6 separate regions of the Mus musculus genome follow, and regions 2, 3, 4, 5 and 6 are each linked to region 1. The links are chromatin loops, found by intact Hi-C in ENCODE. Cell type or tissue: heart. All regions are shown on one strand. Region 1 holds the start of Thap4 (THAP domain containing 4). Region 2 holds the start of Pask (PAS domain containing serine/threonine kinase). Region 3 holds the start of Septin2 (septin 2). Region 4 holds the start of Dtymk (deoxythymidylate kinase). Region 5 has its middle 4.9 kb from the start of Hdlbp. Region 6 holds the start of Farp2 (FERM, RhoGEF and pleckstrin domain protein 2).

Evidence for each region. A loop is a pair of places that touch in the nucleus more often than their neighbours do. Peaks named below come from ENCODE experiments on the same cell type or tissue, not always from the same donor. Only the 100,000 strongest peaks of a DNase experiment are listed, where the experiment ranks them.
Region 2: a loop joins it to region 1, with 3.0 times the contacts of the local background. A loop is called at or near these places in 3 of 42 quality-filtered maps.
Region 3: it touches region 1 in a loop (12-fold over the local background); 4 of 42 quality-filtered maps call a loop at or near these places.
Region 4: a loop joins it to region 1, with 2.2 times the contacts of the local background. A loop is called at or near these places in 14 of 42 quality-filtered maps.
Region 5: a loop joins it to region 1, with 2.3 times the contacts of the local background. A loop is called at or near these places in 2 of 42 quality-filtered maps.
Region 6: it touches region 1 in a loop (2.2-fold over the local background); 2 of 42 quality-filtered maps call a loop at or near these places.

What each region holds. Positions count from the first base shown.
Region 1 is chr1:93,752,381-93,757,380 of GRCm38, reverse strand. It overlaps Thap4 (THAP domain containing 4), which reads left to right and starts at 2,543. Exons shown (of 6, transcript NM_025920.3): 1 at 2,543-2,924. The coding sequence starts at 2,848. Atg4b (autophagy related 4B, cysteine peptidase) reads right to left here and starts at 2,476. Exons shown (of 13, transcript NM_174874.4): 1 at 2,327-2,476. The coding sequence starts at 2,336. In heart, no CTCF peak of the experiment used is centred here; DNase peaks (open chromatin) are centred at 2,430 and 3,370; H3K4me3 peaks cover 2,735 bases; H3K27ac peaks cover 2,194 bases.
Region 2 is chr1:93,341,336-93,346,335 of GRCm38, reverse strand. Pask (PAS domain containing serine/threonine kinase) reads left to right here and starts at 3,548. Exons shown (of 18, transcript NM_080850.2): 1 at 3,548-3,810. It overlaps Ppp1r7 (protein phosphatase 1, regulatory subunit 7), which reads right to left and starts at 2,708. Exons shown (of 10, transcript NM_023200.3): 1 at 2,625-2,708; 2 at 49-180. The coding sequence starts at 2,676. It overlaps Mir6902 (microRNA 6902), which reads right to left and starts at 244; the gene lies at 181-244. In heart, a CTCF peak has its summit at 2,609; DNase peaks (open chromatin) are centred at 2,735 and 3,475; H3K4me3 peaks cover 3,303 bases; H3K27ac peaks cover 1,816 bases.
Region 3 is chr1:93,475,741-93,480,740 of GRCm38, reverse strand. It overlaps Septin2 (septin 2), which reads right to left and starts at 1,748. Exons shown (of 13, transcript NM_010891.2): 1 at 1,673-1,748. It also overlaps a transcript of Hdlbp not described here. In heart, a CTCF peak has its summit at 2,205; DNase peaks (open chromatin) are centred at 1,740 and 2,310; H3K4me3 peaks cover 3,734 bases; H3K27ac peaks cover 3,081 bases.
Region 4 is chr1:93,799,005-93,804,004 of GRCm38, reverse strand. Dtymk (deoxythymidylate kinase) reads left to right here and starts at 2,071. Exons shown (of 5, transcript NM_001105667.1): 1 at 2,071-2,307; 2 at 3,095-3,203. The coding sequence starts at 2,178. It overlaps Ing5 (inhibitor of growth family, member 5), which reads right to left and starts at 40. Exons shown (of 8, transcript NM_025454.2): 1 at 1-40. The coding sequence starts at 2. In heart, a CTCF peak has its summit at 2,086 (motif pointing right); DNase peaks (open chromatin) are centred at 114 and 2,064; H3K4me3 peaks cover 3,232 bases; H3K27ac peaks cover 2,877 bases.
Region 5 is chr1:93,448,135-93,453,134 of GRCm38, reverse strand. It overlaps a transcript of Hdlbp not described here. Among named protein-coding and RNA genes, the nearest start is that of Hdlbp, 4.9 kb to the right of the region's middle. In heart, CTCF peaks have their summits at 1,413 and 2,850; no DNase peak of the experiment used is centred here.
Region 6 is chr1:93,508,945-93,513,944 of GRCm38, reverse strand. It overlaps Septin2 (septin 2), which reads right to left. Exons shown (of 13, transcript NM_010891.2): 13 at 4,212-5,000. It overlaps Farp2 (FERM, RhoGEF and pleckstrin domain protein 2), which reads right to left and starts at 1,841. Exons shown (of 27, transcript NM_145519.2): 1 at 1,761-1,841. In heart, no CTCF peak of the experiment used is centred here; DNase peaks (open chromatin) are centred at 524 and 1,914; H3K4me3 peaks cover 2,083 bases; H3K27ac peaks cover 1,690 bases.

The sequences.
Region 1 (5,000 bases):
ACTGGGTGTGGGAGGAGGGAGGTAGCACATGACTTTAATCTCAGCACTCTGGGGCAGGGCAAGCAGATCTCTGAGTTCAAGGCCAGCCTGACCTACAGAGTGAGTTCTAAGACAGCCAGAGCTGCACAGAAACCCATCTCCAAAACCAACCAACAGTGTAGGCACATGTCTGCATGTGGGCATGTGAGTGTGGTGCCCTAGGCACTGGGTCCCCTGGACTAGAGTCCCGGGGATTATGGGCTACCTAACATAGGTACTAGGAACTGAACTGGTCTTCTAGAAGACCAGTAAGTTAGTTCTCTAACCACTGAACCATCTCTCCAGTCCTCCAGCTCACTGAACTCCTGGGGCATGAACCTCCATGCCACTTTGTTTTTGGTTTAGTTTTTGGTTTAGTCTCGACAAGAATGTACTTTCACAGAGCATGGGGTAGGTGTACTTAAGATGGGATGGAGGGGAGTAGGGGAAGGGGAAAATAATGAATTATCCAAAAAAACCTTTAAATATGCTTCCAAAGTGAGATTTGTTTTTGTCCATCCTGCTACAGTTCCAGTCACCTATAACCTAGCCCACATCACTCTCCCATATAAGCACCATCCAGGCCTATATACTTCTGGTCTCCTGTAGAGAATGTCAGGGGCCTCAGACAGCATTTCTTTTCCTTTGTCCATTTTTCTAGTCCAATGTCTAGATTGAAACTCCTGATACCCAATAACAAATGTAGTTTATAAAAAGATCAAGGTAGGTAGGGCAGGATGGCTCACACTTTTTAAGTCCAGCACTTCAAGGCCAGCCTGATCTACATCCTGAGTTCTAGTACAGTGAGGGTTTTGTGGAGAGATACTGCTGAGAGAGAAAGAGAGAGAAAACACACAAACACAGCACACACAATTATAAGAATAACCAGAAGCAACATTACAAGGGTGGTGGGAGATCAGAAGGTAGATCATAAAATGCCACCCAGAATTATATCAGGAGAAAAATTGCACCATCATACTGTATTTAAAAAAAAGTGTTTTATCACCATTAACACAAGTCTTCAAACACAGATGTCTTTTGAGTTTGATCTCACAGCAGCATTAAACACCCACTTAATTTCAGCATTGGGGATGTACAAGCAAGCAGATATATTTCTGTGAGTCTTGGGTCAGCATGGTCTACATATTAGACAAGACTAAACAGTGAGGCCTTGTCTTTAAAAAAAAAAGTGGGGGAGAGGATAATTAAGTAATTCAATGTATTATCCCATTCCACACCTCCAAGAGGCACTGTGGTGTGACAGCTTCAGTTATTCATTCTAAAAAAAAAAAAAAAATGAATTATCTTAAAAAAATATACACCTGGCTCATGCATCTTGGGGAGTCAACGTTCCTGCTTCCTCCAGCTACGGATGCCATAAACTGCTGAAATGTGTATTAACTGTAGGCATTACTCCCAAGTAAGAGCCGACTACTTCTCTAACACAGCTGTCAGAAGAAAACCATCAAAAGCAACGCCATTCAAGAAAAGTACAATGAAATCAGGTAGCAGGACTCCTTCACAAAGGAGTGGATTCTTGAAGGCAGGTCGCTCTTAAATTAAAAAAAGGAAAAAAGAAAAAGAAAACCAAAAAAAAAAAAAAAAACCCGCTAACGCTGCTGAGGGAATGAGAGAACCTCTGTTGGGGGTGGGGTGGGGTGGAATGGGGTGGGGTGGGTATTTTTAGGGCTATTAGCAAACAACTTATTTGATAGATTTGCATCTCCAAGACTTCTGGCCAACATAAACAAAGAACCGCACTCTCCAGCTTCAGAAGCAAGAGTCAGTTAAAAACAAACAAACAAACAAACAAACAAAACCCACCCACACTTAACCCAGTATTAGGACCTCAAGAAGTCAAAGTAGCATGTGACTGATCCGCTGTCAGAACAGGAGCGGGGCTCACCTACACAGGTTATTGAACTTCAAAGACAAAAGATGTGCATGTTGTGGTAGCTGGACCAGCGGCCAACAACTTGACAGAAGTTAAAGAGGTCGGCTCTTCAATGGACACCGCAAGGCCCACCCTCGCGGCGCACCGGTCCTCTCCGGGCACCAGGGTGCCCGCGTCCTGATGCGTCCCTCAGACTCCCTGCCCTCACGCCCGCAGCCGCGAGCCCACAGGCTGGGACGCTCCCCGAGGGCCGCGGCCGAGCGCCGGAGGCCGAGGCGCTGACGAGTGGCCCCGCGAACCCGGTACTGAGCGCTGCGGGGAGGCGCGGCCCGCCCAGCCCAACACACCGGCCTCCGCCCCAGCGGGCGGCCACGGGAGCCCGCCCGCGACAGGGCAGGCGTCCGCCCTCCTTACCTGCGTCCATCTTCCCTGTCCGGCTGCCGACTGACCGTGCCGTCGCTCCGACGGACTACTGCGCGACACGGCGACGGGAAGCCGCGGCAGCCAAGCGCGGCGCAGCGGAAGCGCGGGCGTCGCCATCTCGCCGTACGGCGGTGGGCACGCGGGGGGTGGGGCCTCGGCGCGTGTGGTTCCTAACCGGACGCGGCCGCCCCGCCCCCGGCCCGCGCCGCCGCTTCGGAACACCCGGGAGCCGGCCCGAGCTGCGCTCCTCCGGCGCCGCCATCTTTCCGTACAGACAGCCACCCGCGCATGTCTCGGTACGGACTCACCGCCCGCTGCGGCCGCGACGCCGGCGCCGTGGCCGGGCAGTCCGAGCGCAGCGTGGTGCGGGCGGCAGCGCGCAGCCATCTTGCCGTACGGCTCGGCCGCGGCCCACGTCCCGAGCTGTGTCGCCGCGCTCCCTCGGGGCGGGTCGGGCCAGCGGGCGGGCGGCAAGGATCGGAGCCTGGCGGCGCTCACGACCGAGGCCCGCAATGGTGATCTGCTGCGCGGCCGTGAACTGTTCCAACAGGCAGGGCAAGGGCGAGAAACGCGCTGTCTCCTTCCACAGGTACGCGGCCCGCCTCCGGGTCCGCCACGCCCCCGCCCTGGCCGGGGCCCGCGGGGAAACTGAGGCCGCGCGGCGGGCCGAGCTCCGGGGACCGGGAGTGGGGGGCCGGCTAACCGAGGGTAACTGTGGGAGGTGGACGGGTCGTGGAGCTTTATGACCTTGGCTTGGACCGCCGGCTTTGGGGACCAGCACGGCCATGCCTCGGGCAGAGCGGCCGGAGGCCCCCTCCGCCACCTCCACCAACGGGCGTCGCACTGATTTGGGCTGGCCCTGCCAATTTCAGGAGTATTCTGCAAGGGCGCCTTCTCAGGTTAATCCTGATCTTTGCTTTCGGGCAGTTCTCCACTCTTGCCTCGGCGGGGCAAGCCCGCCCGGAGGTGTGTGGCAGGAGTGCGGCCCGGCGCACGCAGCTCTACTTCCTGCATCCATAGCCCTCATCGCCTTCCTATGGGGTCCTGCGGCCCAGGCACTGGCACCGATCACCTCCCGCATCCTGCACTCTGGCAGAGGCCCGGGGGATGACCGTGGAAAGGGCTTTCCAGGGGGTTCTCGGTGGCCCTTGTGCGGGCCGCGCCTTCCAAAGGCTTTCGAGACTCCCTCAGTTGGTCCTCTCCTGTGATTTCCAACAGGAGTGAACAGCGAGCGAAGGGACTCTGCCTTGGAAGTCACTTCGCACATCCTGCCACCTCTTAGTACTTGGTGTTAAAATTTAAAGATGGGAATGGCACGTATCTGTTGAAAGTTCACAGGGTTACATTAAGTCTCCAGTCCTTAAGACCTGGTTCAAAACAAAACCTAGTAACGTTAAACAATCTTACAAGTCAACCAGAATGTTTCCGTAACAATTTCACATAGAACATGCCCCAGAAGTTTTGTTAACAGTTGAAAATGAGGCAGTGTTGCAAGGACTGATGTTGGCTTCCCCATGTTCTAACATGGTATATGGGTAGACAGTGCCCAAATTGGGGCGGGGAAACTCCAGAAATCTAGCTCACTAAACACTGATAAAGGTTATAAGATCACATTGCTTACAACGTCCAGATCCATCCTATTAAGGCCAGTCTTGGTCCACAGCAGGTTCCTCGAGACTGGAAAAGCTCAGGTGGAGCTCTGAGCACCTGAGAAAGCCTACCATGTGTAGTCAGTTTGGTCTCACAAATCTTGCCTTAAGTGACCATTAAATAGCTTCATTAGATGAGGGAAGAAATTACTAAGCATGTTATTGAACATCTAATTTTTTTTTCCCAGTTTTCCTCTTACGACGTAAAATACTACATAAAATTTACCATTTTTGTCTTTGGGGTGTTTTGGTGTGTGTGCACAGGCACGTGTCTGTGTGTGTGTTTTGAGACAATGTCTCATTGAATTGCCTTGTTGGCCTACATCGCATTGTTTTAGTCTGCTGGTCTTGTAGACGTCCTTCCTCTGCCTCCCAAGCTCGGGAAATACTGGCATGAGCCACCAAGAACAACTGGGTTTTTTGTTTGTTTGTTCTGGTCTTTTCAGAAATCTGCCTGCCTCTGCCTTCCAAGTGCTGGAATTAAAGGGGTGGGCCACCACCACCTGGCCTTGGATTGTTTGTTTGTTTTCTTTTGAGTCAGTGTCCCTTTCCATAGCCCTGATTGTTCTGGAACTCATTTGTAGACAGGCTGGACTTGAACTCTCCTGCCTTTGCCTCCCAACTGCTAGGATTAAAGGTTTACACTACCACCCTAACCTATGACTGACACATTCAGCATAACTTCCCAAAGGTTTACCCAGGCTCCTAAAGGAGGTTTTGCTGCCTACTAAGAGAAATACCTAGGCGAGACATACAAAGTACTCCTACCAGGGAGCCATGCTCCCTGCTCTTTTTTCTGTTCTGTTCTTTTCTTTTCTTTTTTGGTTTTTTTTTTTTTTTTTTTTTGGTTTTTCGAGACAGGGTTTCTCTGTATGGCCCTGGCTGTCCTGGAACTCACTTTGTAGACCAGGCTGGCCTCGAACTCAGAGATCCACCTGCCTTTGCCTCCCAAGTGCTGGGATTAAAGGCGTGCGCCACCACGCCCGGCTCTGTTCTTTTCTTTTGTTTGTCTTGCT
Region 2 (5,000 bases), 410 kb after region 1:
AACACACTTGCCCCATTGGGTGAGTTCAAGGTTAACTAAACCTAGTACCTTCTGGGTCTTCTGCACCCCGATCTACTCCATCCTTCAGGCTCTGCTCGCTGAGGTTTGCCACGATGCCGCCGCCACCATGCTTCTTCCCTTCCTCATCACCTGATTCTTCAGATTCAACCCGCCTGTCAACTGAACCCACACATCACATGGTGACAATTCACATCTACTTCATGTGACAATGTGAGGAACACAGAGGAGATTAACAACAGGTGTAAGTCAGCAAGACTCTTTTTCTAAAGCTGAATTCAGTTTATGAACATTTGAATGTCTTCTACATCCAATAGTATTTAAGATACAGAGACAGTAACTGGGAGGCCACATGGAGACAATTAACATGCCATCCTTCCCCTCTGAGAACTTGTAAAGAGTTGACAAGTGTCAACTGAAATCTGGATCATCTACAATGGGAAACACTAATGACACCAGATACAGAAGTACCTTCCAAGAGGCTCTCACATCTGATGTGATGACCCTTCTCACATCTCACTGTGACCCTTCTGCCACATACCTTCATTGATGTCTCACTATCCATTTGGCCAAGATAAATGGTTAAATTTTCAGGCCCACATTCCAAAAGAAATCAAGACTAGCTAAGATGAGACTGTGGGCAGAGTGAATGAAAACAAGAATGTCTCAAAAAATGGCAGAAGCCCCAGGTAAACTGCTGGTGTTAAATAACCACAGGATAGAGTTAATCATGCAAAGTTTTTTGGAGTAAATAAAACAGATTTTGAGTTATGAACAAAGCAACAATGAAACATGGCTCTGGCAAATGATCTTCCTTTCTAAACCTCAATATTCCCCTCTGTAGACCAGAGTTAGTAGAGTACCTTCTCCTGTCAGGACCAAATAAGAAAGGACACAAGAGTAGCTCATGTGTATGACACGGAGAAGAATGTATGAGTTACCAAGAGGCACTTTACAGTCTGTGATCTAGAGTTAGGAAAACTAGGTTCTGTGTTACAGTCTCTGTATCTCCCCCTGTGCCTCTATCCTCAGGGCAGTAGAGAGGTTCCAGAGCCTGCGACACTGTGCAAGAATGTGACTACAAGGCTCTAGGTAGAATAGGCTAGCAAAAGGCAATGAAATCTATCAAGACGAGGAAGGTTTGAGTTAAGGCATTAGCAGTGATAGAGAAGGTGGCAAAACATGCTCAGCCTGGTCTACACAGGCCAGCCACGGAAATGGCAAGAACCTGTCTTAAAAGACAAAAGAAAGGCATTACAACGACAAATCCAACCCAACCCAAACCAAGCCACACAAAAACGCCACAAAAAAAAAAAAAAAAAAAAAAAAAAAAAAAAAAACTCCAAAAAGACATAGGCCATAGAAACCTAAGTGTCAGCTGGTAATGACATGTGTGGGGGTGGACGAGAGAAACAGCTTGGCTTGTGTATTTGCCCTTTAGTGAGGAAGGAGGGGAGAGGTGTATTGGAGGAGGAAAGAGGGGGCTAGGAAGAAACATTTCCTCCTTAAGAAAGATTCAAAGGTTAGAAACAAAAGACCTCTAGCACGACTCCTTCAAGTCTCTCTAAGAGCGTTCCTTGTTGGCTCTTCTCAACCCCCATTGCATGACTGCTAATTTAGGTCACCTTTCCATACTCCTTTGCTTCTGACTGGTTTTCCTTTCTCCAGAATGATACTGGTCCTCCCCACTGGACCCCAGTCTGGATGACATCTAGTGAGTTTTCAGGGCCCATCTCAGGGCAGCCCCACTGCTCTCAAACTCACTGGTCTTTTCTTCCACATCTCTGCCCCTTGCTCTGCAACCTTCTTCCCTAGTACTCCTCCCAGAAAAGTGAGTGACCTTCCAAAAGTGAATAATCCTCACCAAAATAGTGGAGTCTTTCAAAGACATTTAAGATTTGCCTAATGCTACAATGGGTAGGGTTAAGTACATGTACATATGTACAAGTCTGTTCGTATACACTAACACACATATATGCACGCATGTAATGACCATGTATCTACACAACTGTATACAAAAGCATGCACACGTGTAACATATATGTATGTTACATATGTATATGACATAATCCAACACAAGGAAAAAAAGGAAGAAAGTTGAATATAGACTAGACTGCATGCCTAGAAAACAAGACAACGCCTTGTAAACTCAATTTCCGGAGCTCCTTTTTATCCATCTCTCTGCCACAACCCATTCGCTTCAAAGCAGACTTTTCCATTCATGCCGCGTGAACAAACTGGACTTCGTAGATTCCCCACGCCTGAAGCCTCAGTTTCCCAGTGAGCTGACGGAGGACGGTTCCCTGCCCCCTCGCCTGTCAACTTCGGAGCTTTAAGACTAGGTTCCTATAGCCACGGCTTCCTTGCCAATCTCCCTGGGCGGGCTCGCGCCACGTTTTTCCCCAGGGTCTTGTCTTTCTGGCCGCTACCGCCCTCGGGACGGGACTCCCGGGCTCCGAGCCTCCCTGGCTGTCCAGCCATATTGGCAGCTGTCAGAGCTCTGTGGCTGTGGCCGGAGGCTGGAGGCCGAATTCCGATCCCGCAAGAGGCCGTGACCGCCCAGCCCGAAGCTCGCCGCTCCCCGGTCACCCACAGGGGCCGCTCACCCTCCATCATCTCCTGCGACTGTTGCTGCCCCGCGCCGCGCTCTGCCGCCATATTGGCTGCTCTTTCCCTTTCCGGAATCTGTCGCCTTAGGCCATGGGCCAATCAGGATTCCAGGTCCAATAGGCCAGCCAATGGAACAAAGTATAGAAGCGCGAGCTGACAATGCTTGCGCGGGCGCAGTGTTTCATGGGGATTGTAGTTCCCACAGGCTCCGGCTCCACCTGGGTTAGGGGTTTGATGAATGAGTAGAGTCTAGGCGAGCACGAAGAAAGCAGACATCCCGGAAAGTCTTTAGGCAGCATGGGAGACACTTCAAGCTTGCGGATTCGCTCAAGTCACTATGCCAACTTCGGAGGCGTAGAGGTACTGCGGACAGGAGAGTTCTACAGGCCACAGGTGAAGCCGACTAGACTTGCACCCCCGACTTCGGGAGCCTCACTTCACGGTGAGCCGGTAGGCGAGGGAAACCAGTTTATTCTGCGCCTGCGTGCTGATACACTGGTGCCACAGGCCACCTTTAGGGGATGCTTGGAGAAGGCGGGAGGGGCCGCGGTCCGGTCCTGGGGCTCACGTTTGCGGCCTCCAGCCCACGGCGAGCCACTGTGTCGTCCGCTTCTCACTGTCCTCGCCTTGGAAAGGTGGCCGTCGTAAGAAGGGCTGCACGTCGCTCACCGTCCTCGGTTCTCCCGTAAGAGTAAACTGCAGTCACTTGGAGTGGGGCGTGGAGGGGGGGGAAAGGCGCGAAGAAATCGGGTCTTTTGGCTCCTCCGAGGCTCTGTAGTGGGTGTCCGGTGCGTCCCTAGCAACTGTTTGCGCGCGCTCAGCTGCTTGCTTTCACTGAGGTCCGCCCATCAGGGTGTCTGGTTGGTTCTTGGTCCCTTGTTATGCTGCCTAAGTCGTTCTGCGATTGGTCGGTGGGCCAGAAGCGCGCGGATCTTCACGTTGTGAATCCGACTGAGACTTGCGCCAGCCTGGGGTGAGACACCAGCCTTCGAAAAACCTCCGGGTGGCGGCGAGTGTTAGTTACGCATTGTCGTGGAGTGGCTCTGGCCCTTTCCTCGCGCGCCCGCACTCCCTCCGCCCAGCCCCGGCCCCAGAGTGGTGGCGGGTTCTGGCCGTTTGACCCGCGCTCAAGAGCCGCCAGCGCCCGAAAGCCTCTGATTGAACTGGAAGCTTTGCTTTAAGGTTAGACTAGCGGGCCAGTGAGCTCTGGGGAGTCACTTATCTTCACCCCCTAATTTCGGGATTACAGTTATGTGTAGCCACGTCTGGCTTTTTATGTGGTTAAAGATTTAAACGCAAGTCCTCATGCTTGCATAGAAAAAAACTTTTAACAAAGGGAGCCGCCCAGTTCCTGTAATTACTTTTAAGATAAAAATTTGTAGCATTAACAATTTAGTTTGAAGAATGGTATTTTTTATATAAATTAAGATCTCATATCAATATATTCTGAGGTCATACAAGGTCTAAAAAAACAGTAAGGTTTTGTGACTTTGGCAGTGTATTTAGAAGCCATAATTACATGTCCTAACTTTGTCAATAGGTTGGTTTTAAAAGTAGAAAAACCACGGTATGATCGTATCATTGTTTGCTGTAACAGTAATTAGTGCATTTAGATACCTAGAGAAGATGCCTGTACATCTTTCACATTAAAACACTCTACTTGAAAACTGCTATCTAACACCTACTCATCTTTATTTTGTTTGAGTCTGGTGGTGTCACATATAGCCTTGAACACTGTCGCTACTCATCTCTTATTTCATAATGAGTTGTTGCTTTTTAGGATCACATACTGAGTGCATGTGCCTGTGTATGTAATATGCAGAATAGTGAAGGCAAATAGTCATACTTTATCAGTCAGTGGTGGAAGGTTTGCCCAATAGGTGACTAGCTCTGGGTTTAATACCCACCTTCACACAAAAATACCAATTGTCAGGCTGATGGTGTCTTCCTCTCTTCCCAGCACTTCCAACGACTCTGGAGACCTTGCCTCAAAAACAAAACAAAACAAAAAACAAAACAAACCCCAAAAGGAAACAAAGCCCTACAGTTTGGGCCCAGCATTATGGCTCAGTGGGTAAAGGCACTTGCTGCCAAGGTCTGACAATTTTGGACCCACATGGGTAGAAAGAGAGAAGTGACTCCTGAAAGTTGTTTTCTGTCATCCATGGTTGTGCTTTCTCTCTTTCTCTTTCTCTCTCTCTCTCACACACACACTCCCACAATGTAATAAAAATGCATGAAAAAGTCATGCATTATAATGAAAATAAAATGAGGTTGTAAGATGGCTCAGCAGTTAAAAGCTGTTGCAGTTTTATAGAAGACCTGGGTTCTGTTCCTAGCACCTACATGGTGGTGTCTGTAACTTCCGTTTC
Region 3 (5,000 bases), 280 kb after region 1:
TTTTATCCAAAGAGCCTAGACTCTCTTGCCATTTAGATTTCTTAGATTTGAAGACTGTACAAGCACATTATGCAAGACAACACTCTTAATGGAGCTTGGAGCAGCAAGCCACAAACAAAGGGAGCTTAATTACATTCACGATTGATAATAGAGGGAGGCCCCACCTCCTTTCCCTAGGCTACCCAGCAAACCCAGAAGGAGAAGCTCTTGTTCTTTACTGACCTCTGGTGCTCTGTAAAGGGGGGGGGGGGGGGGACACTAGGTGGAAAAATGATAAAAAAGGATCAGGACAACTTTTAAAACTAAAAAAATCATCCCCAAAATTAGATATAGCAGCACACACTGACAGTTTGAATGCTGGGTATTGCAAAGAATTCCTGAATGGCAACTACCAGAAAAGCCATTGAAAATAAGGAGTCTCAAATTAGAAGCATCATGAAGAAACAGCCTTTATGACCTCTTCAAAACTCCTGTTTTTCCTTATGTTAACAAGACGGATTTTAAAAATGTATCTAAGATACTAAAACAATTTTCACTACTAAGGAAAAAAAAAAAAAAACAAAAAACCTAAGTTTTTTTTCTAGACAGGGTTTCTCTGTATAGCCCTGGCTGTCCTGGAACTCACTTTGTAGACCAGTCTGGCCTCGAACTCAGAAATCCATCTGCCTCTGCCTCCCAAGTGCTGGGATTAAAGGCGTGCGCCACCACGCCCGGTTGAAAACCTAAAACTTAAATCCCTTGATAGACAGTAGGGACCCCAATATTTGACGCCAGAGAAACACTTAAACCGTCTAAAGGATATCGAATCCAGTGAGAGTCCTAACTAATAACAAGCAGCGAACAGGAACTACACAACAGATAAACATTAGACAGAGAATGTTCGAGATTAACTGCGCTCCAGACACGAGGAGTAAACTGGGTTAAAACCAGCCATAGAGACCACAACGGTCTGAACTAGAAGTTCTATGTGTTGAAAGTCTGGAAACGTAGTACAGGACAAGGCAAGGCGCCACTAACAAATGAGGCCGGAAGATACAAAAGGGCCAGGCGTGGTCTGGGCCTGCGGTCCGCTTCAGAGTTAGACTTCATGGCTTCTCAGTCAAAGGCCTCCACTCCATGCTCCCTTTCCCGTGTCACTTACAGGGCTGCAGCCCTTTGTCTAGCGTCGCACTACCTCGGGGAAGGCCACAGCAGACAAACCACTCCATAACGCTCCTGTCACTGCCTTAAATTGGGGAACTTCATTAACATCCCAGGGTGACTAGTCCTTTTCATCCCTAGGACGAAATGGCACCGTTACGTGGGAAGATGGCCCCGCAAGTGCTTCGTAGATGTGAACCTAACGCCCGACTCTCCACCACATAGTATTTGGACTGTGCGCCATAACTTCACTGGGCCCAGCCACGCCCGCCCCAATGCCCTGGACCTGGCCAGCAGGATCACCCAGATGGGGGCCGCCCGTCCAGTTGTCCTCGAAGGGACGACGCCAGCCAGGCATCCATCGCTGGAGCCCCGGACTAAGGGTGCGGCCGCCCCTCCCCCACGCGCTCACTTCCGTACCCGTTATCACCGCCTAGGCGGCCCGGGCGAGGGCAGAACTCTAGCCCTTTCTCAGGACAGCCAGCTCAACTCGAGCCCGCGCGACAGTGGGTACACATTGCCACACACTTACCCGCTCACACGCCGGAGAACGCTCGTCAGGCGAGAGCACGGACCTGCCCCGCCCAGTAGAGCGCGCGCGAACAGATGGCGTCATCGCGCCGTCCCGCCCCTTGCCAACTCCTTCCTGGGCCCCGAGTAGTCCCCTCCTCCGCGGTTGCATGCAGAGCGCAAGCGTGGACGCGATCCTGCCGTCCGCCTCTGCGCAGGCGCTGTGCCCCTCCCACGGCGGTTGGCCATATAGAGGCTGGGGGCGGGGGGAGGTCAAGCGTAGCCTCTTCTCCTTTACCAAGATGGCGTCTTGTTCCTGTTTCGCCACAGTTCCTACCTTATGAGCTTGGATTCCTCACGCTAATAAAAGAGGAGCAGGTAACGAGATTCTCCGCTTTATGGGAAACTAGAGTTGTGGGAAGGATATTTACTAAGGAGGAATAAGGTGTCCATTGAGAGCGAGAGACGACCGGGGGCGGGCAGGTGGCAGCGTGAGTGCGGAGCAGTGAAGGGGAGGGAGCCCTTTGCCTCTATCCTTTCCTCCTGGAAGATGGCGGCAGCACCGAGCTAGGAACACCGAGCCGGGATAGGCGGGCGCTTGTGACTTGCCGGCGGGCATCTCTAGCCGCCTCTGCGGCCGTCTCTATGGCGGGCTGTCGTCCCGGGATTGGCTACGTGCTGGTCACGTGGGTCTCCCCCCCCCCATGCACACCATAGAGTGGTGCCTGTCCCTGGGGACGTGGCCTTCCTGTGTGGTCGTGAGCCCATGCCCCGCGGGGGAGGGCGGAGCCGGCACGGCCCCCTACCCTCTTTCAGACTGGGGCGGGCGGAGAGATCTGCGGCATGCCCTGCTCTCTGCGACCGGCTTGAAGCTGGCTGGGAAGGTGCAGTACTGGGCTGCGGCCTGGCTCGGGTTGTCCTTCCCTTCAATCGCAGGAGGTCCCCTGGCTGGTCAGCGATCGTAAACTCCTACCTTAGGCCTTTCACCAAGGCCTTTCTATAGGAAAACACCCTAGAGTACCTCCCCAGAGAAGAAACAGCAATCGCGCAACCCTAGTGGGTGATATGCACAGTGTCGGTATTCCGAACTGTTCTGACACATGCCTTGTTGTGAGGGAGTGGTTTTTTTGTGCGTTATTACTTTGAGTAAAGTATCCCAGTGCTCGAGGCTACACTGCATATCCTGTCTGAATTAGAAGATTGGAGGGTCGACTGGGCATGTGTTTGCATACGATATAACTGAACCAAAGGAGACTGTCTTGGGTTTTATTATCTTTACAGACAAGGATAAAGCATGGGGAAAATTGGAGGGTTATAATCTTCACTTACAACTTGGCTCGCCCTTCAGCTTTGGGTTTTGCTAGTCACCTTAAGCTCTCAAACAATGACTTCACATATTTGTTGGTGTCCATTTAAAGAGCCACTTTCTTAGTAACTTTCTGAAGCCCAGTTAAACCAGTCACAAAATTTTGTTTGAAGCTAGTAGTAGCTACAAGCTAAATTTCTATTATGGAATCGGGTGTGAATAGGAAAACACTGGGTGAAACCTATTGCTTAAGCTTACGTTTTGAAGATTTAAAGTACCCATAGGCTAAATTTGTTAATTATGTTAGCTATGGGGATACTTAAAAGCAGTCATTTAATGTAGCTCTAAAAGGGGCTTTGGGCTTTTGTTTTGTTTTTAAGTGAATTACTACTTATGGATTCAAAACAACTCTTAACCTATTATGACATCTTTAAACTTAGAGATAATGGAGCATATCTTTTCCAGTCTCAGAAATAGTATTTTTGAAAACCAGTTAAGTAATTTCCAATGGCACCCAAGCTTTGTTGGTAGCGTTGGTTAGAGGCCTGCACTGCTTAGACACTTACTTCATCTTGAGAATACCCGAAAGAGGCAGACAGGTCAGAATAGACAGGGACACACACAAGCAGATCCTTATTTTTTTCCTCTCTCTCTTGTGGGCAGGCCCACTTCTCAGTGGCCAAATAGGCTTTCAAGTACATTTCTTTTAGTTTTATTTTGACCTTCTAAATGTCTAATATCAGCCTAATAACCTCATTTCTTTAACATTAAAGAGCCGAGTGCCACACATGTTAGGGATTCTGGGGGTGCAGAGATAGAAAAACATCATTTTTCCCTTTTTTCTAGCTCTTTATGATTTCCTGTAGAAGATAACACTTGCGAAAGAAAGCTTATTTTGCAGGCTAATTTGTACCATAATGAGAGTATATAAAAGAAATAGAAAATAGACTATGATTACTTACTGCAAAGCCCATAGTGGAAATATGTAAAAGAGATAGGAAGTAGACTATGATTACTTGTTGAAAATCCTTCATAAAGAATGTGATTGTAAATCAGTAATCCAGCGCTTTGTATTGTGGAGTAATCAGCACTGTGTATTGAAAGATCAGGAGGTCAGTGTCAGCTCTTCTACATAGTGAGTTCAAGGTCTGCTTGACCTACAGGATACCCTGTCTCCCCGCTCCTCCCCCAAAAATATAATGGTCCTGAAACTGGAGTTTAAAGAATGATTACAGAGTATTTCCAGGTAGAGTTGGCAGGAAGGAGTGTTGTAAACAGAAAGAGTAGGGAAGGGAAGGTATAATATTATAGCCAATGGCATACAGCAAAAGGTTGAGAATTGGACAAACATATGGTTAACTTCTTGAATGGTAGAGGGCTTAGCTGAGATTGTATGAAGATGTCTTAATGGTGTATATTCAGTACCTTCTCAGTCTGACAGGTTGGACAGGATTATGACCATTGAGATGACCTATGATACTTTGTAAGATAGATTCTTCATTGCCAATATATGTATTTAGACAAATCTCACATAAAATAAAAAGCAACCTTTGAAAAGAAACAGCTACACACCAGAAATGGTAGAAGGTATGTGTCTATAATTCCAACACTTGGGAGGCTAATCAGGTAGATGTAGAGATTCAAGGCCAGCCTGGGCTACAGAGTATAACTATGCCTCCTAATACTTAACTTGATTCTAGAAGCTCTGTTAGCTCTGATGAACAGAAAGAGATGCAACACTCTTGATGAGTCGTGGCCACACTTAGTTCTTGTCCCAGGTTCTTTGAGACAGCGAAGGTGCTATGGCACTGGCATGGTCTGGTCTCTGTTGGCTTGGTTCCTATATCTCTCTCTTTCTTCATGGCTCTTGTGCTTTTTAGTGATAGCCTGTTGCATGATTCATAATAGACTGCAGTTGGATCTCCTTTCTGTGGCTCACACTGATCAGCTTACAGATAGCAAATTTAGCAAATGTTTGGAACCATTTCTATTGTATTGAGAAACTCCAAGTGGGCTGACAAACAGTGATTATCGGCCTTCTAAA
Region 4 (5,000 bases), 47 kb before region 1:
ATCTTCGCCTCGGCCACGCTCGGGGTCTGCGCGAGCGGGCGGTGCCGCGGACTCGGGGCGGGGCGGCGCCGCGCGCTCACTATTCATGAGCCGCGTGCTCCGATTGGCCGGAAAGTGGGCGGGGCAACTCAGGGGCCACCCCTAGGCTTCCGGCCGGCTGTGGTCGCCAGGCGGCGCTGTGGGGCTTGCCCTGAGGGAACGCGGATGGGCGATGTGCTCGGTTCGCAGTTTGCAATGTGGAAGCTCTGTCTCTGGCCCAGCCGGATTCCAAGCCCTGGCAGGGGACTCCGCTTGCACGTGTGCTGGCGCCAAACCTGCCAGCCGACACCTGCCGCTCTTCCCGCGTTGTTCAGACACCCGCTGCCTGTGGTTTCTCCTGGCTGACGGGGCCTCCCGGAAGGAGACCCCCTCACAGGCATCGGTTAACTTCCATGCTCTTTGTGGCTGTCTGGTCCCGAGGGGGGCGTGCCCACGCTGGACCTCGGTTGCTTTGACTCGCACTTCGTGAAGAAGCCACGCACCCCTCGATGCCTGCAAAAATACATTTTACATTCCTACGGCAACTCTGTTACAGTTAATGAAACAATATAACTAAAATCCAGGGTTTACCAGAGTCCACTCTTGGTGGGCTCTAATATTTCTGAGAAGTATTAAGTATCCCCCTTATAGCATCCTGAAGAATATTTTTCACTGCCTTTAATTCTTTTGGTCTATTACAATAGCGCGCGCACACACACACACGCATACTTGTAACCAATAAACGTTTTAGAGTCTCTGTAGTATTGCTTTGCTAACATGCCATGTAGTTGCATTTTACAGTACACAGTCTTTTCAGACTGGCTGCATTTATCATTATACAGTTCAGGTTCCTCCATGTCCTAGTAAGTAACTGATAATTCACTTTTTACTTCAAAATTATTTCACTGTGTAATTACCAGTTTATCAGTTTGCGTGTTGGAGGACATCTTAGCTGCTTCCATATTTAGGCAAATGTGGCTAGAGCTGATACAATCATTTGTGTGCAGACATAGTTTCCAACCCATTTGGGTAAATATTGACTTCATGTTAAAAGTAGAGTGCTTTCTTGAGAAACAGCCAAGCTATCTTCCACACCGTTTTTGCCTTCTCCTCTGCACTGACAGTCTCCTTCGCTCCACGTCCTCACCAGCATGATGAAGGGTTAGAATTGTAGATTTGGGCTATTCTCGAAGAGGTGAAATTATCTTAATTCATGATTCCTAACAATATGTTTGTGTTGCACATTTTTACATATGTGTCTGGCATCTGTGTCACTTCTTTGGGTGTTAGTTCAAATGTTTGCATAAACCTTGATCTACCTCCCAAATGTTGGGTTTATAGGCTATGTCACTCACTATATCCAATTTATTCTGTGCTGGGTATGGAATCTTTGTTCATTAGGCAAAACATAACCCAGCCCAGCCTTTGACTGCGGATCCTTTTTTCTCTTCCTCTAGAGTACTGTTGTTTGGGTTTTTGAGCCTGGGTCTCACAATGTATCCCTGGCTGGCCTGAAACTATGTAAGTGGCCTCAGACTCACAGAGATTTGCCCGCCTCCTGCTCATGTATTTTCCCTGACTTTATTTTGTCTGTAAAAACACTGCTAGGGGGAAAGGAATTTAAAAGGGGGGGGGGTGGTTTCAATTCTGCCCACGCTGCAAATAAACCCATTTCCTTCCACCAACTTACACTAAAACGACAAGGAAAATTCCTGAGCGGTTCGAAAATGCTGCAGAAAGTACATCTTGGGGGTCGATGTTCCTATCCTTAACTCCTTTCAGAGCCTGATCATCACATGGCTCCTGTACGCGCGCAGGTGTGTGTGTGATAAGAAACTTTTAGAACCCTTCAGTAGCGCGCTTAGGGGCATAAAAATTTGATTCCGTTACAGGTCTCGAACTTCCACGTGACCAGAGCCTGCGCAACCACAGTCCTTAAGATTGGTGCTCTTCGGGAGCGGCGAACGGAAGTTCCGCGAGTTGGCGCTCGCTAAACTGCAGACTCCCGGGCCTAGATTACGTCACGTCCGGAAGCTGTTCCCCGCAGGCCACAGAATTCGTTTTCCAACCGGAAGAGGGCAGGGCTTCCGTGCACGCCGGGCTTCTGCTGCATCTAACATTGGCGGGAACCTGGCAAGTTGACCGGTGCTGTGCGGGCGATGGCGTCGCGTCGGGGAGCGCTCATCGTGCTGGAGGGTGTGGACCGTGCTGGCAAGACCACGCAGGGCCTCAAGCTGGTGACCGCGCTGTGCGCCTCGGGCCACAGAGCGGAGCTGCTGCGTTTCCCCGGTGCGCGGGTGGGCCTGGAGAATTCCCTCACTCTCTCTTTGGGTTGTAGTCTTAGTATCTTTAAAAGCTTTTAGAACATCTATTTATTTATTATTGTGCATGCGTGTGCTGGCTAGTCTATGTCAGTTTGACTCAAGCTACCTCAATTGAGAAAACTGGCCCCACCAGATTGGCCAGCAGACAAGCCTGGAAGACATTTTCTTCATTGGTCATTGATTTGGGAGGGCCCGGCTGGTGGAGATGGCTTAGTTAATAAAATACAGGCTGAAATGAGAGCCTGGGTTTAGTTTCCCAGGTTAAAAAAAAAAAAAACCTAGTACGGTTGCTTATCCAACCGCTGGAGAGGTGAGACGGACTCGTTCCTGGGACTTGTGAGCCAGCCAGTTCAGCCAAAACTGAGCTTCAGGTAGAAGCTCCTCTCTGAAAACACAAGGTGGAAAAGTACTGAAAAGGGAACATAAGGTTGACTTTTGGCCTTGCGCCCTGTACACTGGACACCAACCCCTGATCCTACAAATTAAGTAGGTTGGGAATTGGAACAACCACTTTGCAGGATATTTTAATTTTCAAACCAACCAGTCAAAAGTCTTACAAGTACTTTTGAAATCAAGACTTGCACGTACATTACTTCCTTTTCTCGGGGAGACTTCTTTGGCTTCAGAGATGGTCCAAAGCTGTCTGGAGGTTGAAAGTTAGGTGTAGGTGCAAGGAGAGAACTTAAGTGCAAACCCCTGTAGACTTCAGGTGAAGAGTCTGACTTCAGTCGAGTGTATCTTTGTCTTTCTAGAAAGATCAACGGAAATCGGCAAGCTTCTGAATTCCTACTTGGAAAAGAAAACGGAACTAGAGGATCACTCCGTGCACCTGCTCTTCTCTGCAAACCGCTGGGAACAAGTGTAAAGACCTGCGTCGTTGCTCCCCGGTTGTAACATGCACACTTTTGTGTGTGGCAAGGGTGCGAGCACCTGTGTGTGGCATGTGTGCAAACACCCGCACGTCGAGACCAGAGGCCAGCTTGGGAGGTTTCCTCTACCCTACCATTCGACGCCGTATTTGAGATAAAAAAATCGACGTATTTGAGATAAAAAATCGTCGTATTTGAGATAAAAAATCGCCGTATTTGAGATAAAACATCGTCGTATTTGACCATCGTATTTAACCACATCCGGCTTGTTTTGTTTTATTAAAAGGTTTTTTTTTTGATTTGGTTTTTGGTTTTGTTTTTTTGATACTAGGTTTCCCTACATAACAGTCCTGACTATCCTGGAACTTGCCTTATAGACCAGGCTGGCCTCATAAAAAATATGTATTCGTTTTTGTGTAATATAAATGGCTACCTGTATGTGCACCTCATGCATACCTGCTGCCCAAGGAAGACAACTCCTGTAACTAGAGTTACTGAGAGTTGTAAGCTGTCATGTGAGTTCTGGGAACCAAACCTGGGTCCTTGGCAAGAGCAGTAAGTGCTTTTAACTGCTGAGGCAAGGTTTGTTTTGTTTTGTTTGTTTTTGTTTTTTCGAGACAGGGTTTCTCTGTATAGCCCTGGCTGTCCTAGAACTCACTTTGTAGACCAGGCTGACTTTGAACTCAGAAATCTGCCTGCCTCTGCCTGGGATTAAAGGCGTGCACCACCACACCCGGCTTGTTTTGTTTTATTAAAAGTTTTTTTTTTTTTTTTTTGGTTTGGTTTGGTTTTTGGTTTTGTTTTTTTTTTGATACTAGGTTTCCCTACATAACAGCCCTGACTATCCTGGAACTTGCCTTATAGACCAGGCTGGCCTCATGCCTAGCTGAGATAATTTTGGGATACACTGGCCTTTGTGCTTCTGGGTCCTGTCTGTCTCCCTAAATGTCTTTCTTCCTGCTGGCTTATATCTGGGTTCTGGGGTACTAGAAATCCAAACCCCAGTCTTCCTGTTATATGGCAAACAGTTTATCCATAGAGCCACATCTCCAGCCCCCAGCCTTTTGTTTTTTGTCTTTGTTTTTAAGATACTTGGTCCCCTCTGTAGCTCAGAGTGTCCTCTAAGTAACGATAACCCTTCCTTCTCAGCCTTTTAAGTGCTAGCTATTTTCATTTTCTTCTCTTTTTTTCCTAGATGAAGTTTCTCAGTGTAGCCTTGGCTGTCCTGGAACTCACTCTGTAGACCAGTCTGGCCTTGAACTCACAGACATCCTACCTGCCACTGCCTCCTGAGTGCTGGGATTAAAGGCATGTGCCACCACCACCCAGCTAAGTTAGCTGGTGTTGTGTTGTTGTATTGTTGCATTTGCAGAGAATATACTTTGTATGTCTGTCCTTTGTCAGATATGCTTTTTTTTTTTTTTTTTATTGTCTGGATTGCTTTTCTTTCTTTTTGTTTCTTACACTTATTTATTACACATACAGCTTCTGGCCTACAGGCCAGAAGAGGGTGCCAGATCCCATTACAGATAATTGTGAGCCATCGTGTAGGTGCTGGGAATTGAACTCAGGACCTCTGCAAGAGCAGGCAATGCTCTTAACCTCTGAGCCATCTCTGCAGCCCTCAGCTATGCCTTTTATACATCCTGTCTCCCGTTCTATGGCTTGTCTCTTACATGGCACAGCTACATTTTCCAAGGCTGTCAGTTCTCGAATTACTTTGATTTTTGGTGTTATCAAACCCAAGGGCATCCAGGTTCTCTCTCCTTCATTCTCACTTTCCTTTAAG
Region 5 (5,000 bases), 300 kb after region 1:
TTTGTTTCTTATAGTCCAGTGGTGTTTCTAGTGAGAGTATTAAAGTAGTAACTTGGAGGGAAAGCTCTCCTTCACAGCCATTTCACTTCTCCTCCCCTTTGCCAAACTACTATGAATTATTGAGGTTGGGTTGCTGTGGACTTCATGTCATGTAAAGCCAGAGATTCTGTGAATGAAGCCTGCTGGGCAAGGGGAGGCAGAGGCAAGCCGACCATCTCTGTGAGATTGAGGGTAGTCTGCTCTACAGAGTGAGTTCCAGGACAGCCAGGGTTGTCATAGGTCAACATAGTTGACCCCGTCTTGAAGAAGAAAAAAATGAAAGAACAGAAAAAGAAGCCTAAGGAACCACGCAAGTCAGGTGATCTTCATGGGTTAAGATGCCGGGAAATGATTTATAAAATCACTTTCGAGGCCTGTTTGTTGCGGGGGGGGGGGGGGGTAGGAATAGGTAGACCATATACTGCCAGGTTACTCCTGAGTATGGTGCTATTGATTAACAGAACTTAGCTGCCGCTGCTCTCCATGTTCTCCAAGCAGCTCTTTATTGTTTTCCCAAAGTGCACAGGTTCATGTGCTGGTTTTGGTGTTTTGTGATGCTAGGAATTGAACTTACTTGCTGGCACAGAAGCCAGTTCTACCATTTTTCCTTTTTCAAGTGGGTGTTTCTACTTTGAAGGTAAAGGGCACCACATTTGTGAGCCCTTTGGGTGAGCAGCATATAAATACATAACTGCTTCTCATGTGCTGCCCTCTCAACATCATTGCTTTGTCTTGTACCATGAAGCTCTCCCCTCCCCTCCCCTCCGCTGCCCTTCCCTTTTCCTTCCTTTCTTTTCTTTCTTTCTCTTTCTTCCTTTCTTTCTTTCTTTTCTTTCTTTCTTTCTTTTTTTCTTTCTTTCTTTCTTTCTTTCTTTCTGTCTCTATATGACTTAGTGGCCATCCAATAAGATACTAGACATATACAACCTTTTTTAAACACGGAGTTAATTGTCTTTTTCTGTTCAGTGGCACTGGGTATAAAGTTGTTGAGGTCCTCTTACAAGACTGTAGTCAAGGCTTTGATGTCTGCCACTTACTGAATGTTGGGTAAAGTGCTGAGACCTCGGTCCTCCTGCTTGAAATAGGTCTGCTGATTAAGTTCCACCTACTTTCTTAGGTAAATCAGACTTAGGTATATAGCTTCTAGAATTTTCCATGCCTTTTTAAAAAGTAGATCCAGAACTTAAGAAACTTAAGAGCAAATAAAAATCGTATTATTTGAGATTTTAAAGATAGTTTTCCCTTATTAACATTTTAAAAGCTGAATTTGTTTATAATAAACAATGTTTAGAAATATTTCATTCTTGCTTCATTATTTGTACTATTTTTACATGTAGTTACATAAACAATCAACTAGGAGAGTAAGCCCAGTGGAGTCTTCCTGAACTACAACATCCCTGATGGGAGACATAACTCAGGGCAACCAGAAAGCAGACTGTTAGCAGGATCTGACACTATCTGACTTTTCACTGGGTTGGAGGTTTGGTCGATTAGGTCTAAGAATGGTCTGCTTCGTTTCTGTAGAAATCTGTTCACTTATTTTTTTTTCTACTTGGTTAAACCATTTAGAAGTGTGTGTGTGTGTGTGTGTGTGTGTGTGTGTGTGTGTGTGTGTGTGTGTATAGTTTATTTACCTGACATACATCCTTTTTTAAAGTGTATTTGTTAGCTGTATGTATATGTGCTGATTATTTTAATATTCATTAAATTAGTATAGAGTTTCACTAAATACTAAATATATTCATTTAGTGGACTACGTTCCACTAAATTTATTGCTAGCATTCTAAACAGCAAAATACTACTCTAGGATAAGTTCTTATAGTTAACATCACAACTTACAGAAATCCACCTATTCACCTAGATTTACAAATGTGACAGGTAAAAGTTCAGTTCGTGATAACTTAACCAAGGTGTCCTGAATTATAGCTGAGCAAGATTCTAAACTAAGGAATTATGGCAGCACATTTGATGTTCTTCATATAGTCTGCTCATTTTGTTTAGTGAATCCTGAACTAAAAAATAAATAGACATTACCAAGAAATACATGCCCCCTAAGAAATAAGCCAGGATACCAGACATTGAAGTTGATATCCTTTCTATCACTTCCTAAAGAGAAACTGACATAATTAGGGGAAGAAAAACAAGCCATAATAGCTGAGATGCCTCAGTGGATACAAATACTTGGTGAAACAGGACCCTGCCTCAACAAGGAATAAGGTGAGAACAAAGTCCTTTAAGTTGTCCTCTGACTTCCTCATGTATCATGTGGTATATGTATGCCCAAAATCACATATAAACGCATGCCCTCAATAAAGTAAATTACTCCTTTTGTTTCAAGACAGGGTTTCTCTTTGTAGCCCTAGCTGTCCTGGAACTCACTCTGTAGAGCAGGCTGGCCTCAAACTCAGAGAGATCCTCCTGCCTCTACCTCCCCAACACTAAGATTGAAGGCATGCACTGCCACCACCATCAGCAGGCATAAAATATTTTTCTTTTTTTAAAATATTTTTTATTATTACGTATTTTCCTCAATTACATTTAGAATGCTATCCCAAAAGTCCCCCATACCCTCCCCCCCCACTTCCCTACCCACCCATTCCCATTTTTTTGGCCCTGGCGTTCCCCGGTACTGGGGCATATAAAGTTTGCGTGTCCAATGGGCCTCTCTTTCCAGTGATGGCGGACTAGGCCATCTTTTGATACATATGCAGCTAGAGTCAAGAGCCCCAGGGTACTGGTTCATAATGTTGTTGCACCTATAGGGTTGCAGATCTCTTTAGCTCTTTGGGTACTTTCTCTAGCTCCTCCATTGGGGGCGCTGTGCTCCATCCAATAGCTGACTGTGAGCATCTACTTAAGTGTTTGCTAGGCCCCAGCACAAGAGACAGCTCTATATCAGGGTCCTTTCAGCAAAATCTTGCTAGTGTATGCAATGGTATCATCATTTGGAGGCTAATTATGGGATGGATCTCTGGATATGGCAGTCTCTAGATGGTCCATCCTTTTGTTTCAGCTCCAAACTTTGTCTCTGTAACTCCTTCCATGGGTGATAGTTTCCAATTCTAAGAAGGGGCAAAGTGTCCACACTTTGGTCTTCGTTCTTCTTCAGTTTCATGTGTTTTGCAAATAAAATTTTTAATTAAGCAAAAAAGCTAGCAAGATGTCTCAATATGGGTAAAGGTGTTTGCCCCAGTTCTAATGACCTGAGTTCTTTTAGACTCTGGAACTGATACAATGGAAAGAGAACTCACTCCCAAAAATTGCCCTCTGACTGCCATTGCAAGCTGTGGCATACATGCATCCCACCACACACATAAGAAGACTTTGGGTTACGCTGGGCGTGGTAGCGCACGCCTTTGATCCCAGCACTAGCACTCAGGAGGCAGAGGCAAGCAGATTTCTAAGTTCGACCCCAGCCTGGTCTACAAAGTGAGTTCCAGGACAGCCAGGGCTATACAGAGAAACCCTGTCTCGGGGGGGGGGGGGGGGGGGGGGGGGCGGGGGGGGGCGGGGAGAGAGAAAGACAATGTAAAAGAAACCGTGGACTAAAGAGAGCTACTTGTTTTCCACCCTGAACTTGGACTGTTTTAAGCTGCTGAACTATATGTATAATAATAAACATCTGTGAAGGAAAAGTCAATTTTGATATATTCATTATTAGAATATTGTTGTAGGTTTACTTAAGCATAATCATAGATGGGGTTTATATTAATAAAAGTATAATCTGGGCCATGTATATTTACAGATCTGGTCACCAGTCACAGTATGAGTGATCTAACAGTACCATTCCTTGTCGCTAACTAGTTGTAGCATGTCTGTTGTAGGTCAATTTAAATTGTTCTGTTGATTTTTAGGTAGACAGTGTCACCATTCAGGAGACAGTGGGTCCTGGGAGAATGGAGCCCATAAGTGAGGCTGACTAAACTCTCATGCAATAGCCAACTTTATTCAGAGCATCAGACATTTTTACACTGAGGATTAAGAGTCACATGAATAAAGTGTACAATCACAAGGACAAGCTGAACATGGCAAAAACGTGTTTTTCCATAGAAGCATATAAAAGATAGCTTAAGCATTTAATTCAATAACATCAGCAAGCAATAATGAATAATCTGAGGTAAACTTATTCCACTACACCTTGGAGGAACACAAAAACACATTTCCAAGAACAATTCTGCATTTTGAAGAAACTGAGGAAACAAGACTCTTTTTTAAGTTATTTTGGTGGGCCAGGAATCAAACCTAGGAGCTGCCACGTGTTAGGCAAGCAATTTTCCACCAAGCTACATAGTCAGATCTCAAATTCCAGTCCATGATTCTTAACCATCTTTCTGTTGTTCATTCTTATGTTTGTTTTATTTAATGTCATGTTTGTGGGTTATTTCTTTATTTCATGCTTTTAATTATATCATTTCAGGTTCTTGTGTCTAATCCTATACAATTTAATTTTTTTATTTTTTTTTTCAATTGCAGTTTTACAAATTTTTATGGCATTAGGGAGCAAAGCCAGGGTTTATGAATGTTAATCATATGCTCTAACCACTGTGCCACACACTTAGTCTGTGGGGTTTAAGTTTATTTTTATGTGTATGTGTGTCTTGCCTGCATTTATGTCTGCTTATCACATGGTGCCTAGGGAAACCAAAAAAGAACACCAGATACCCTGGATCTGGAGTTATAAACAGTTGTGAGCTTACATGTGGGTGCTGGGGATCAAGATGGGGTCCTTGACAAGAACAGCAAAGGCTTTTAACCACTAAGCCATCTCTCTACCCTCTTTTTAGAAAGAGGGGTGTGTCTGCACTGTGTGTGTGTGTGTGTGTGTGTGTGTGTGTGTGTGCTCTACAGAAGTTTATATGGATGCCCAGTTTGTTACATGGGTGCTAGGATCCAAATTCCAGTTCTCCTAATTGTTAAGTAAGTTCTCTTAACTGCTGAGCCGTGTTTTCATCCCTCTTGCA
Region 6 (5,000 bases), 240 kb after region 1:
TCTCTGCTTAGGCAATGCTCCTCCCTGGACCCTACCCCTTTTCAAGTGGGATAACTCTGTGGAATCACCAAGTCTCTAGCTCTTCTTACAAATACCCAGGGCTAGCCTGCGCTGCCACTGACTCAGGTCGCCCTTTCACTTGTCAGTAACAGTTAATGAAGTACTTACTGGATGCAGGGCATCTTAGCGGCTTTGAAAAACTGATTCTTAGTCATGGCAACAAGCGTCTGAGGTAAATACATTCTAAACCCACTCTATGGATGAGGAACCTGAGGCGGGGCAAATGAGAGATACACCTGAGTCCTCTCTGTAAAGGAATCTGTAGGAAGGAACCTAACTCGATAATCACCATCTCTACAATGTGGCAGGGCAAGGACACCGGAGAAGCAGAGGTTTACATGGTTGCGGTATCCCAGAGAGTCATCCACAACCCCACCGGGCAAGGTCTTCCCGTGCTTTATTTAAAACGGGGCTATGCATAGGAAGCCATGGCGCACCCCTGTGCTCCACCTACACTCAGCCCTCAGGTGGCTGACAAAGGAGGATGACGGGTTGGAGGCCAGCCCGGGCTATGGAAACTGTCTCAACAAAAAACGGTGGGGGACAGGGATATATGAAAACTTTAGAACTGACAACGAAACAGCCACAAAGCGCTTCACAAATGCCTTCCCACGTCCCGAAACTCACAAAACTTTTATTTGGCCTACAAGTAAAGGTTACTTCATACCTCCCCATTTCAAATGACCTTTCCATCTTGCTAACACTGTGAGAATCTGTGCTGCTGATCATAATGCCGTCTCCACAAGACCGACTCTAATTCGGTGCTACCCACTAATTACCAAATATTTTCACAGTGGCCCAGTCAAAAACACCTCATGGAAACAGAACAAAGCTAGGGAGAAAGGCCACCCCTTTAAAGATTCTGTCCGGAATCTTAAGGCTCTCCATTCTTTCTCAGCACGGTGTATCGACATTATTTCCTTCACGAATGCCTTGTTTTCATTTCAATTTTTCATCACCATTACTGGGACATGAAAGAGTTTAAGAAATCACTGCCACGTGTGTAAATGGCAAAGGTGCTTATAATCTCGGATGAGTAAAAGGCAGTGGGCCAGTACTGTTTCTAGATCTTAGCAGAGTAAGAATATCCGAGTCTCAGTTCTGAAGGAAAGGCCGAGAAGAAAAAAGAATGCCCTTCTGGGCTTTCATTTGTGGCTCCGGGTGCTGCTTCCCAAGGTGCTTTGTAGAGCACTGGCCTGGGGGTGGGGGCGGTCTTCAGCAGGACATTCTTGTGGCCCTTAACCCATCACGGGACACTCAGTGTCCACGAGAGATGCTGAGACTCTGATCACCCCCCTTCCTCGACAGCTGGTCTCCACGTGTGCTGTTCCTGTCCTCAGTACTCTGCTGACAGCCTGGCTCCTTGGAACTCTGCAGCTCTCAGCCCTCCCCAGACTGCCCATCTACAAAAGCAACTCTCCAGCCAGTCCTCAGCGGACATCCAGACTGGACCCGAGACTCTCCCTCCCTTCGCCCTCCACCGACAGGCCGTCCACAGACGTGTGTTGTCAAACGCGGACTCTGGCGCGCCTCACGAAGGCCTCAGAGCCGGGCGTGGACTTTCTCTGGTGGACGGCCAGCCTCAGGCCTGGTCCGGCTCGGGTTCCGCTGAGGTCCGGCCAACGAAGGAAGCCCATGCCCAACCCAGCGCCCCTGCGCGGCTCGCTCCCCTCCCCCGCCCACGGCCGCCGCGTCCTCACCGTGCCACACCGGCCTGCGCCGCCGCCAGCCAGGCCTCCTCCACGTCCTGCGCCCGCGCCGCCCGATCCCGACAGCTAGCTGCTTCCCCGCCCCCGCCGCGCGTCCGCCGCAGCCCCGCCCCCCCGCGGACGCACCACCGATTGGCCTGCGGGCGGGTCCTCCCGACCGGCGCCTGCGAGCGCAGCACCTAGCTCTGATTGGTGATCACATGGGACAGGGCGGGGCGAGGGAGCCCCATAAAGTCAGAAGCAAAGCTGTGCAGCTTCTCCGCGGGTGCAACAGGGCTTCGGCGGGCTGTGCGTGTCCTCGGCCCTGGGAGGGGCTTTAGGACCTGAGGACTCTGTGCTGGGTGGGACTTAGGAAACCCGCGAGTTCTCCGTCTTAGTCTTCGCTTTGACAAGGCGACGGGAGGATTCTATCTTGGACGCAGCTTTGGAACAACGGGAGGACTACCCCAGACCTGGACTCTGGAATGCGGGTGGCCCTGGGCGGGACTTTTGGCACAGGGGCGGGTCTCAGCCTACAGCCTGGCTTTGGCAAGCAGGGCAGCCCCGATTCTGGGTGGGGCCTTGGACTTCAAGCTCGCGGGACTATTCTGGCATTCAGGCCTCCCTGACTACTAGGCTCTTTCCTACCTTCCATCCGTGGTGCCCAACCAGGGAATAGTGGAACCGTGGTCTTTAGGCACCAGCTGTTCCTAAAGGGACGCTTTTGAGGTGCAGGCTACGCTAAGAGTCCTCGAAGCCCTCGCGGTTCCTTTCTGGATTTGAGGCTTTCTGGAAATGAAAAATGGTGAGACTGGATTCTGGTCCTTCCACTTCAGACTTGCAGCAAACTCACTTTCTTCTTCCATTGGTTAAGCGAATGGGCCTGCAGGGAGCCAGCCCTTTGAACCAGTCTAGGCTAAATAAATCCACACAGGCCCCCAAGCGATTCATATAGAACTCTAGCCTTTGGCAATAAGTCCTTAAGATAAGCAGGGAGGGCCTCAGCCCACTGGAGGGTGGGTGGGTGGGGGGGCTCTCTGCTTCTCCAAGGCAACCTAGAAGCTCAGGCTGACTGGGTCTGCAATTTTAGTAGGCTTCCCAACTTCCTCCACCACCTTGGCTATCCCTTATTTGTAACCAGCCACTGCCATAGCCACTGACTGTGATGTCCATCATTAAGAAAAGGAACTGGGCCGGGTGGTGTCGCACGCCTTTAATCCCAGCACTTGGGAGGCAGAGGCAGGCGGATTTCTGAGTTGGAGGCCAGCCTGGTCTACAAAGTGAGTTCCAGGACAGCCAGGGCTATACAGAGAAACCCTGTCTTGAAAAACCAAAAAAAAAAAAAAAAAGAAAAGGAGCTGGACTGGACAAGGCAAGAATGAGGTTTGACATGAGCAACCTAGTGATTTAGAGAGCAGGAGCCTCATTTCCTAGTGTCAGTACGCTGCTTAGAGAGCAAGAGGATGAGAAAGACTCCGATAGTACTGGGTGGTCAATCCAGGGGTCATGCTGACAAACCGGAGTGAGGCCAGGCCGAAGAGATTGATCATCCACCCAGATTAGGATAAAGTTTGGGGTTATGTGGCTCTGCTCCCTTTATGAGTCCTGAGATCAAACTCAGGTTTGATCACGTTATGAGGCAAGTACTCTTAGCCACTAAGGCATCTCACCAGAGCAAATTCAGATTTTTAAAGTCACTTTCCTGGGCTGGGGAGATGATTTAGCTGTTAAGGGCTGCTCTTCCACAACACACAAATCCAGTTCCTGGCACCCACATGGCTGCTCACAACGGTCTCTAAGTCCAGTTCCAGGGGACCTGACACCCTCCTCTTCTAGCCTCCTTGGGTGACAGGCATACACATGGTACAAAGACATGCAGGCAGGCAAAATACTCATACACATACAATAAAAAGGTAGAAAAACGTAAAAATCTGAGCATGGTGGTATACATCTTTAATCTCAGCACTCCAGAGGCAAAGAGAGAGATAGTAGATTTCTTTGAGTTGGAGACCAACCTGATTTACATAAAGAGTTCCAGGTTAGCCAGGCTACAAAAGTGAGTCTGCCTCAAACACAAAAAAAACTCCAACCAATACATAAACAAACATTTTAAAAATTAAGACTGTTTTCCTAATTCATCTCTCTTCTTACAAATATGGAGAATTAGAAATATATTTGGATCACTTTTACTTCCCACTATGTTTAACAGTTGTTGCTTCATTTTCTAATTAGTAAATTTACCTATGAAGTCTTACTGTCCATTTTATCAAGTAGTCTGCAGACAATCTGATAACCTGTACAGCTATAGGATTTCTTTTGGAGTATCTGGGTTATCTCTGATGAAAATATACGCAGCACGCCTGCTATTAATACAAGTAACATCTTGCTCTGATATACAGTTGTAATAGGGGTCTTGAATCTTCACAATGGCCCGCATACTTTACTCAAAAAGAGGACTACTCATTTAATATCTAAACAATAGTGCTTTATTGAAAAAGGTTAATTTAAATGGATACAAAGTTGAAGTGTGAAATGTTTTCAAAATACATTTCTACAAGTACAAGTTACTTCTTAGTGAAAGAGCAAGTATCTGTTAGCAAAAGCAGTAAAACTGAAGGGGGTTAGAATTGTGGCTGCAAGACCTCACAATCCACACTGCCAATATTAGATGTCAGCTGACCCGAAGTAGCACCTTAACTCAAAAACATGGGACTCACACCGAATACTTGGGAATTCTTTCATTTTTTTGTTTTTAAATTTTTCTCCAACAAACTTAATGTCAAAATAAGCCAAACAAAGGACTGCATGGGTACTCTAAAGTCATTGACGCTTTTCTTGATAGGAACTTCACACAATGAACTTCCCTGATCACTCACAGTGATGCAATGTGAAGAGGCAAAGCGAGCAAATGTATTTTTCCTCATTAAATTTATAAACAACCATGCTTAAGCTTCATCTTATTAGTACTACTGAGTTTTGGACTGAATTAAACGTAAATCCCTGCCTCATCATCAATCAAGTCCTTCCTCCTGCAGCAAATGAAAGCACACAGTTAGCACCTGCTTTGCTTCTCCACACCACTGCCTCCTTCACCTGCCCCTTCCCTTCTAAGGTCACTGCCTGACATTAGAAGACAGGGTAGAAGAGGGAAGTGCCAGAATATAAACCAGGCAGGACTCTGCTTGCCTGCTTGGGGCACAGATCTGAAAAGCCTTTCGTTCATGGTGTGAAGACATTTATACTACACACACT